Linked DNA regions of Homo sapiens: region 2 is linked to region 1. Evidence: chromatin contacts called from ENCODE Hi-C or POLR2A ChIA-PET data. All regions are on one chromosome and are shown on one strand. Each heading gives the region's core, a stretch centred on a gene start or an enhancer-like site at or near the end of the contact. The rest is flanking DNA. Distances are from core to core; before and after follow the strand shown.

Region 1 (4,751 bases), core at 923-3,422:
AGTCCATGATTCTGCCCACTTTATCAAGCAGTTTACCTCTACATTTATTAGTTTATCACATAACCTATGAGAACACCTACCTACACCGAAATTTGTAATCAAACTGACTACTGCTGGCTTCACCTATCACAAATTAGTATTTTCCCACATTTCGACCCTAACCGAATTCTCCATGCCTGCTTACCAAGTGACCAGTCCTCAGATTTAAACAGTGGGTTTCATGTGGTCGTTTCCTGAGGAAACTTTCATACCTAAAATTCTCTTTCTCTGATATCACAATCCATTAAAAGTTTACTGTCCAGTTCCATGAAATTTAAAATCCAGAGTGAGAAGGGAATTTGATTTTGACTATAAATATAAAGGCAGATACAAAGGGATGTCCTCTATTAAAAAGTTAGGGGTGTTGGCAATGAAGTGGAATAAAATATACAAAGGCCAAAGAGGCCTCTCTAAATATTACAAAGTCCTTAGAGGTTATTTTATTTCCCAGTTAAAGTCTCCTTGGGTGTTTCAACAAAGAAAGACATTTTTCTGGGGAAGGCTTTTTGTTCTGTTTTTCCTTTTTAAATTTCTCTACTTCCAAATTTGCTGAAAGTATTTACTTTCTACTTTCCAGATATTATGTTAGAAGAAATATTTTTAAATTATGCAAAAGTTTAGTTCAAATTTAGAGGAATCACACGGGTTCAGAAATCCATTTTTAAATGGTCACATATACCTAACAGAAAGAAAAGCATCCTGTAACTGATAGAAATCCATCTGAATGCTGAAGTTTCTCAAGCTAACAAAGCAAGCACTGTTTTGTAGAAAGATAGGCAGTTCAGCCTGCTGACGCTTTCTGAAACACTTAAAGATGAAGACAAAACTATCGCTACATGGATTAGCTGGACTGCAAACCAAATGTCACTTTCTGAATGTAACTCTGAAATAGAAATTTCTGTCCTTAGGCTTAAGAAAAGTTCAAGTAGAAAAGCACTCTATTATAAACTTGGGGGAAAAAATGGTGCCAAGATGACTTAACAAAAAACAAAACAAAACAAAAAGGACATTAGAAGGTCATTTAAATGCAAGATCTAATTTCAGAGAGTTGAGCACAAAGAGCACAAATGTGGAAAACTCCAAGGATTTTTCATGTGCCACAAAAGGCAGCAAAGCATGTTTAGACAGACGTGGTGAAACTCTCTTTAATCTGGCTAAATATAAAACGTTTTGTTTTACACAGCTTCTGAAAACGAGAGACAGCACCGGGCTCAAGAAAAGGGTAGGTAAGGGGAGCAGCTGTGTGTCCACAGCTTCCCCTTCAGATCCCAAAGGAAGAAAGCTGCCGCCTGGAGGTACTGGGTAGCCAGGCAGCCTTACTGAAAACAACTAAGGTTTTCGAGCGAGCGTTGTTTTTGGCAAGAGGGAGGTGTTACCGGCTGCTTCCTGGGGTGCTGGAAGGAATGTGTCACCATCAATTAGAAAGTACACTAAGCCCCGTGTTTAGGTCACAGAAGGAGTACTGCCTCGTCCATCAAGGATAAATCCATGCCAACTCTCGGAAAGGAGGGGAAAGGAGAGCTGCAGGAAAGGTGTTGGTGCCCATGACCTGCAAGTCCAAAAGGAAACTCCAACTTGTTCTGCAGGGAAATTCGGGCACGCTGAGTTCACCGAGAACTCCAAGGAGTCAACGAGGGCGGGTGCCCCTACACTTCCCCAGGGACCAGCGCCGCCCGACCGCAATTCTGGGGAAGACCCCGGCGGTCCTGGAGAGGAGGGACAGGCCCCCACTACTCACCTGGCCAGCCCCGCGGAAGGGCTGGTGGATGAATGAACTGCCCCCCCGCCGGCCGAGCCTCGCGGGACAGCGGCGGACCGCGGGGTGCTCACCTGTGGGGATGCTCGAGGGCTTCTCCGAGTCCGCACCCAGACAGGGATTCCAGGGGTGGAGGACGAGCGCCAGGAGCAGCAGCTGAGGCTTCACCGTGCATCCCCCCATATTCGGCCCTCGAGGGCCGCGCGGGCTCAGGCGCCCACGGCCCCGCAGCGCCGCGCTTCTCGCGAGAACGCAGAGACCCGGGTCCGCCCTGAGCCGCCGATTGCGGGCGGGAGCCGGCGGGCAAGGCGCGCGGCCGGCAGCCGGAGCGGCGCGTAACGCAGCTGAGTGAGGTCGTCGGTGGAGGCACGGAGCAGCAGGCGCCCGGGGCGCTGCGGAGGCCTTATAGGCTCCCCGAGGGGAGGCGACGGGGCGGGCCGCGCCCTGGCTATTGGCCGCCGGCTGACCCGCCGCCGCTGCGCGCCCGGTGCGGTCGCCTCAGCTCGCCCTCCTGGGCCCCACGTCTGGACTGTTTGCTCAGCGCGGACGCTATTTAAGGAGCTGCCTGCGGCTACGTGTGGAGGCTCACGCAGCGCTTCTGGCTGGAACGGGGAAGCCTGCACTTAGCTTTGGGAGTGGGTTTGGGAGAGGGAGGAGGAGCCGCCGGGAGTCTGGCGGGAGGGCGGTGTTCCCGTCTGGGTTCCTCTCTGCTGTCCCAGCCCCGGTAGCTTCCACAGCAGCCTCGAAGGGTGAGAATTTGCTCTTCTATGGACTTGGATACTCCACCCAGTCTGAAGTGACTGCAAATCTGCGGCAATCTTGGCTGACTGGGACCTCGCCAGACTCTTAAGCCATGGAAATGGATCGCCCCTCATTAATTCAGGGGCAGGTTCATCACCCTGTAAAAGGAAGGCCGTGATTTTATTTTACTCCGTAAACCGAAAGTTTTATTGTCCAGTGAACATTTCTTGCTCCGCCGCTTGTGCCAAGAGAGCCTTAGACTCTTTCCAGTAATGAGGCTTGTAAATCCTGCGGAATCGGAGCCCAACGTGTGTAATGCCGGGGCTGTGCTTACAAGATCGTGCTCCAGTCCGCATGGAAAATTACTCCCAAAGACGTGGTCGGAGAGGTCGAGATCTCTGAGCCTTGGCCCCCACTGCTTCCACTTTTGACTGATGTCTAAGAAAATTCCCTTTTTTCTGTTCTCACATTTTAACTAGCCAAGGGTTTAACTTGTTGGAATGAGTGGGAGCAAAAGCACAATTAAGAAAAAAGCTTGACAGTTTTGCCTCATACATTTAATGACATAAGCTATTTTATAGGAGAAAGAGAACCAAACTGCTACCATTCTGGAATCTCCTGCCTAAATTTTCGTGAAATTAGAAAAAAACAGAATCGAGACAACACCCGTTATAACTCTGGGCCTTTGAAATTAAGACAGAAAATTATGGAAAAATGTGTTCCATTATGATCACGTTTTGTCTAAAATTAACATATCAAGATAACATGAACTTAATGCTTTCATCTTGATAGCATTAAAAACAGGTGGAAAACCCTGCAAAGAAATCTTGCCTGGGATGTGACATTTTAGAAAGAATCATTTCCTGTGCCCAGAACTAAGCCAGTTATTACTCTGTTTTGAAGGTTTGGTCTCAGTTTTTTAAAAGAAGAGGAAAACTGGAGAAAGTTCTGAGAAGAGTAACAAATAATTAAAGAAGTGGAAACTATGACCTGTGAGAAGAATGAAATAAGGTTTATTTAGTCTGAAGGGGAAAAAAAAAGCTAAAAGATGGATTCCTTAATAACAGCCTTTCATGTGTGGCAAGTACAGCTTCATAAAACTAGGCACAAAGCAAACAGCATCAGTCCTCTGAGTCCAAGGACTCTGCTAGGAATGGCTGGTGTTTTGGCCAGATCTGTCTCCAGAAAGCCAAACCTGCAATTGCCAAACTCCTTGAACTTGACTTCTTGCTTCCTTGGTTCTCCAGTATCTTTAAGAACTTGGAGAGCTACAACCTGGCTTCCTGCCCTCCCAAACCCCCGTTCCCCTCATGAATGCTTACCGGCTTCTCTGCATCACAGGTGTGTGTGTGTGTTTAAACTCCAAAAGTCCACTAATAATTTCAGGTTATTTTGACATTCTTCCTTCTCTGTTAAGAGTCACAACATCTGTGCTGTGAGACTCGTATAAAGCAAGTGTTGGGATTTTCAAATACCTAGACATTTCTAACAGTCTGAAAGAGCCCCAATTCTCAAACCAAATCCTTCCTGCTTTCTTACATTTCCAGCCATCTGCTGAACATTTCTACTTGGATGTTCCATTGGCAAAAACTCGATATGTCTTTTTTTTTTTTTTTTGAGACAGTCTCGCTCTTTTGCCTAGGCTAGAGTGCGGTGGTGCGATATCCCCTCACTGCAAGCTCCCTCCGCCTCCCGGGTTCACACCATTCTCCTGCCTCAGCCTCCTGAGTAGCTGGGACTACAGGCGCTCGCCACCAGGCCCGGCTAATTTTTTTTTTTTTTTTTTGTATTTTTAGTCGAAACGGGGTTTCACCGTGTTAGCCAGGATGGTCTCGATCTCCTGACCTCGTGATCCGCCCGCCTCGGCCTCCCAAAGTGTTGGGATTACAGGCGTGAGCCACCAAGCCCGGCCTGATATGTCTTTTAACTCATCAAATCCAGATCCCACTCGGCTCCCTCATCTCTGTTGATACTACTGCTCTCTAACTCATATGGCCTCAGACATTTTTACTTCTCTCTTTCCATCCCCCACACCCGCCAACTCACAGAGCCGGACTCCAAATCTTGTCATTTTTTCCCTTCATGTTCTCTCTTCATCTATTCCTTTCCATTCTCACTGCTACCTCACTAACTAATGCACTCTTGAGTGTATCCTATGCCATTTCCTGTAGACTTTCCCTACCACCAGTGTAATACCACTATATACCACAACTAG
Region 2 (4,751 bases), core at 965-3,464, 90 kb after region 1:
AAGTTATCAGACTTTCAAAATTTGTAAAATTAATGCAAAAATTGATGTCTTACTTCATATATGTTTTGGATAATTAGTGTGGCTAACAGTATTCACTCTGCTTATTATTTGCATTTCTTTTGCTTTGAGTTGACTCTTTTTATCCTTAACTGGGTCATTGATTTTGAAGGTCATTAATAAGATTTCTAGGTATATTAGCAAAATTATCTTTTTTTTTCTATTAACAATGTCCGCAGTTTGTATCTTTTTTGGGGGATGCAAATGTTAATAAAAATCATGTCCCTAAATGGGTCTAGGTTTTTGTATTATGCTTAGAAATGCTTTTCCCACATGCAATGTGCACAAATATCTATTCAGGCTTTCTTTTTCCCTTTTTAGGCTGCATATGTTTAGATTTAAACTAGTAAGCCATCTAGACTACATTTGTCTATTAACAGTGAGGAAAAGTTCCAGTTTTATTATTAGGTTTCCCAAACAAATTCCTGCTTGTCCAAGTACATTCAATTAAATGTTATTTCTTCTTCCCACCCAGTGATTTAAAATGTATGCTTATCAAATGCCAGCTTTCCTTTTATTCTTCCATGTCTCTTCAGTTTCATTTACACATCTGGTAGTAGGTCTACTGCACTGTCTTTTAATCACCACAGTTTTGTAACACCTTTTATTATATGAAGAAGTCTCCACTATATATATGTGTGTATGTATAATATTAAATGTTAAAATCATATATAATATATAAAATAAGACATAATTATATATTTTGTATTTTATTATTTGTAATATATTATACATAACGTTAATATGTTTGTTCTTCCACATGAGCTAAACAGTACAGTTAAAAACAGTAACAAAAATATTCAGTTAGGATTCTACTTATACGTTGTTTTAGAGAAATGATATCTTTACCTAGAAGAATGTTATGTATTTTATTGGATTCTCATACATACCTTTTTATATCTTCTTAAAAATAATTTCTCAATTGTGTGTTATTTCATGCCAAACTGAATTTTACTTTATTTTACTGTATTATCTAGTTTATGTATAAACATCAACTGACTTCTATAAATTAAGTATGATGCAATTGGAAACTTTGATAAATTCACTTATGCTTCCCATCAAATTTCAGTGTTTCCTATGGACATTAAGGTATACACTCACATCATGCATAAAGTGATAATATGTTCCCCTACCTGTTGTCACTCGCCCATAGAATTCACAACCATGTCACAGAGTGTAATGATTAGCATTCTTGTCTTTTTCAAATTTAATGGAAATGCTGCTAGTATTTCACAGCTATCCATGAGAGCAGATAGACAGATGGAGGTTGTGTTCTATTACTATTACAGGAGAATGCAATTTAAATTAGGCAATCTATTCCCCTTTAAGCAGTATCAAGTTTGGTGCATTATATCTTCACAAGTACTTATTTTGGTGGCTCCATTCTAAATGCAGTATAAAATTAAAAACTAAATTGTAGATCCTAAGAGAAGATAAGGCCACAAAATAAAATCCTAAGTCTTTAAATATGAACGTTTTTAAAAACAAATCAAGCACAGCCCCAAATCGCCCCAGTTTGCCAGAATTGGAAATAAGAGAGAGGGATTCTCTCCTGTCACCGCCTCCACTCGCTGAGCAATTAAAAAGTTACTATAAATAGCGTTTTTACCTGCGAGTGGCCTGGCCTGAGTCCGTGAGAGCCGCGCCGTAGAAACGCCAGAGACCCATGAGAAACCCAATCAAGCGAGACCTGTCACGCAGAGCGAAACGAAAGGGCCGCCCCCGTGAAGTGCAGCCAGGACCCCCATCCCTGGGCAGGAAACTGCTCGCTCCCAAACCCTCTGCGTCTGCAGTGCAGACGCGCGCCCGACACCACGGAACTTCTGCAACCACCTGAGGATGCGACGCGAGCGCAGTGTCCGGGAACTGCTAGCGCAGGACGCCGCGCAACCTCCGCGCCTGCCCGCAGGCACCGCGGCCTCGGGCCTCCCCTGACGACGCCCTCGGCCCCGCAGCCCGGGCGCCCGCGCCACCCTGTCCTGCTCTGCGCCCGCCTGTCCAGCCCCACTCACCGCCTGCCCCGCAGAATGCTGGGCACCGGGGACGCCAGACGCCGGGTCTAGTTGTACTGGCAGAGGAAAGGGAAAGGAAAGGAGGCAGGGAAGGGAGACGGAGAGGATTTTTCAAGTTATAAACAAAGTAAGCGCGCGGAAGGGAGGGCTAGGCGCGGGTTCTGGGGGCGGGTCCGGCACGCCTGGACCCTCCTTCCCCGCGCGCGGCTTCCCCGTCTCGGACCCCGCCCCGCGCTGGGAGAGCCGCCAGCCCGGGGGAGCGTCTTCCTGGAAGAGGTGGGGCACCCTGAAGTCCGCTGAAACCTAAAAGCCGAGGGGGAGGAAGAAATGAAGAAAATAAGTTGTCACTACTCTAATAAGAGGTGAAAGAAAAGATAAAAGCCAGCCCACGGTCACTTCCAATCAGAGGGGCAGGTTGCAGGGCCTGGGAAAGGGAGCTTTGTTCATAGATTACTGCGCCTAGAGAGAAAATGAAGAAACCCCTCTTTCTCAAGAGCCTTTTTTATTTTTTTATTTTTATTTTTGATACGGAGTCTCACTCTGTCGCCCAGGCTGGAGTGCAGTGGCGCGATCTCGGCTCACTGCAAGCTCCGCCTCCCAGGTTCAGGCCATTCTCCTGCCTCAGCCTCCCTAGCAGCTGGGACTACAGGCGCCCGCCACCACGCCCGGCTAATTTTTTGTATTTTTTACTAGAGACGGGGTTTCACCGTGTTAGCCAGGATGGTTTCGATCTCCTGACCTCGTGATCCGCCCGCCTCGGCCTCCAAAAGTGCTGGGATTACAGGCGTGAGCCACTGCACCCGGCCTCAAGAGCCTTTTTGATTTGCATTTGCGCCCACCCCCAGGTCCTTGGCTTGGTGATTTAGCCTTGGCAATGCCGTGCTGGCTGGAAACACTTGGGCATAGGGCCCAGAAATTCTGTTTTCTTTTCCACAGAATTGGGGGAGGCCAATTTGATCTTGGAGGGAAGGCGGGAGAGACGCCAATAAAGGGGAAAGGGAGCAGGTTGCCCATGTTTTCTGACATTGGGAGAAAAATGCCATTTGCTTATTACTGTTAGGCACAAATATTTCTTTCAGACCAATGGGATTCAGTTCTGTGGTGGTGCTTGGAGAGAAGCACAATACACTGACAGGAAGTGGGAGAACTGAAGGTCCTCTGACCTTATAAAGAATCAGAACTGGACAGAAGTAAGCTTGATTAAGCTCTGAGGAGTACTTGGCAGAACCCCATTGTGGGAGAAGGTTGGAAAGGGGAAGGGATGTGGGAGTGGAGTTCTAGAATTTTATATTTTTCTTTGTATGTGTGTTATTTGTTAATATTCATGTGAGAATAGATTAAAAAATTCATACTGTTCTTCTCAGTAATAATTGCACAGAACATTTCTCAGATGCAGACATAGTGTTTTACTGAAAGCATAAAACAAAGAAACTGGTGGTGAAACTAAATTATAATAGCATATGTTACTGTTGGGAGCAAGCCCCCCAAAATCTGGCCATAAACTGGCCCCAAGACTGGCCATAAACAAAATCTCTGCAGCACTGTAACATGTTCATAATGGCCCTAATGCCCAAGCTGGAAGGTTGTGGGTTTACGGGAGTGAGGGTGAGGAACACCTGGCCCGCTCAGGGCGAAAACCGCTTAAAGGCATTGTTAAGCCACAAACAATGAGCATGAGCGGTCTGTGTCTTAAGGGCGTGTTCCTGCTGCAGTTAATCCGGCCCATCCCTTCGTTTCCCTTAAGGGATACTTTTAGTTAATTTAACATCTATAGAAACAATGCTAATGACTGGTTTGCTGTTAATACGTGGGTAAATCTCTGTTCGGGGGTGTCAGCTCTGAAGGCTATGACACCCCTGATTTCCCACTTGACACCTCTATATTTCTGTGTGTGTGTCTTTAATTCCTCTAGCGCCGCTGGGTTAGGGTCTCCCCGACTGAGCTGGTCTCGGCATGTTACCTTTGTTTAAAATTTATGAAAGAGGCCAAGTAATTGAGCTTATGAATGTAAACATCCACAGTGGCCACGTGAAGATACCAAAAATTTCAAGAGCAAAACATGTCTTGTGAAACATATTGCTTTGAGGGATTAAAATAAAATCAAGTATGTCATATACCCCAAATCACAACTTTCGAGGGGAAGAAGAAGAACTCAATTTCCTGTTTTTCTGAAATTTCCTGATCTGATGACTTTCCAACCTGGACATTTCGAGGGATGACAAATTAACTACTTTTTATACTAATCCCATTTTAGTTGCTCTGTTGCTCCAAGTGTATTTCTTCGTGTTATTTCCTTTTCACTGGTTGTTCTTAGGTTACCACAGTCTACTTAGAGTTAATAATGTACCACTTCACATAAAGTTAAGAAATTTATAATTACTTTACAGTTCCTCAATTGTATGTGCAAATGCTATCAGATTTTACATACCCATTAATTATAGACTTTACACAACAAAATGTTTTAAGTTTTGCTTAACTAGTGCATTGTCTTTTACAGAAATTAAAAGAAGAAAATAGCTTTTCTATATTTCCACATATACACAATTTCCTGTGCTCCTCGTTTTTTTTCTTATAGATCTTAATTTCACCTATTATCACTTACCTTCAGGCTAGAGACTTTCCTATAGTAGTTCTTGTTATTTTTGAGACAGTGTCTCACTCTGGTTGCCTAGGCTGGAGTAC

Evidence for each region. A loop is a pair of places that touch in the nucleus more often than their neighbours do. ChIA-PET counts read pairs that join two places held with the same protein, here RNA polymerase II (POLR2A). Pooled maps may share reads with other maps.
Region 2: a loop to region 1 is called in a map of endothelial cell of umbilical vein, with 5 times the contacts of the local background. The contact joins the promoter of PLSCR4 here to the promoter of PLOD2 in region 1. A Hi-C loop is called at or near these places in 2 of 168 maps with a recorded cell type or tissue (ascending aorta and endothelial cell of umbilical vein) and 7 of 50 pooled maps. POLR2A ChIA-PET finds 5 or more read pairs at or near these places in 1 of 52 experiments (HEK293).

What each region holds. Positions count from the first base shown.
Region 1 is chr3:146,159,012-146,163,762 of GRCh38, forward strand. It overlaps PLOD2 (procollagen-lysine,2-oxoglutarate 5-dioxygenase 2), which reads right to left and starts at 2,173. Exons shown (of 20, transcript NM_182943.3): 1 at 1,870-2,173. The coding sequence starts at 1,978.
Region 2 is chr3:146,248,891-146,253,641 of GRCh38, forward strand. It overlaps PLSCR4 (phospholipid scramblase 4), which reads right to left and starts at 2,215. Exons shown (of 9, transcript NM_020353.3): 1 at 2,070-2,215.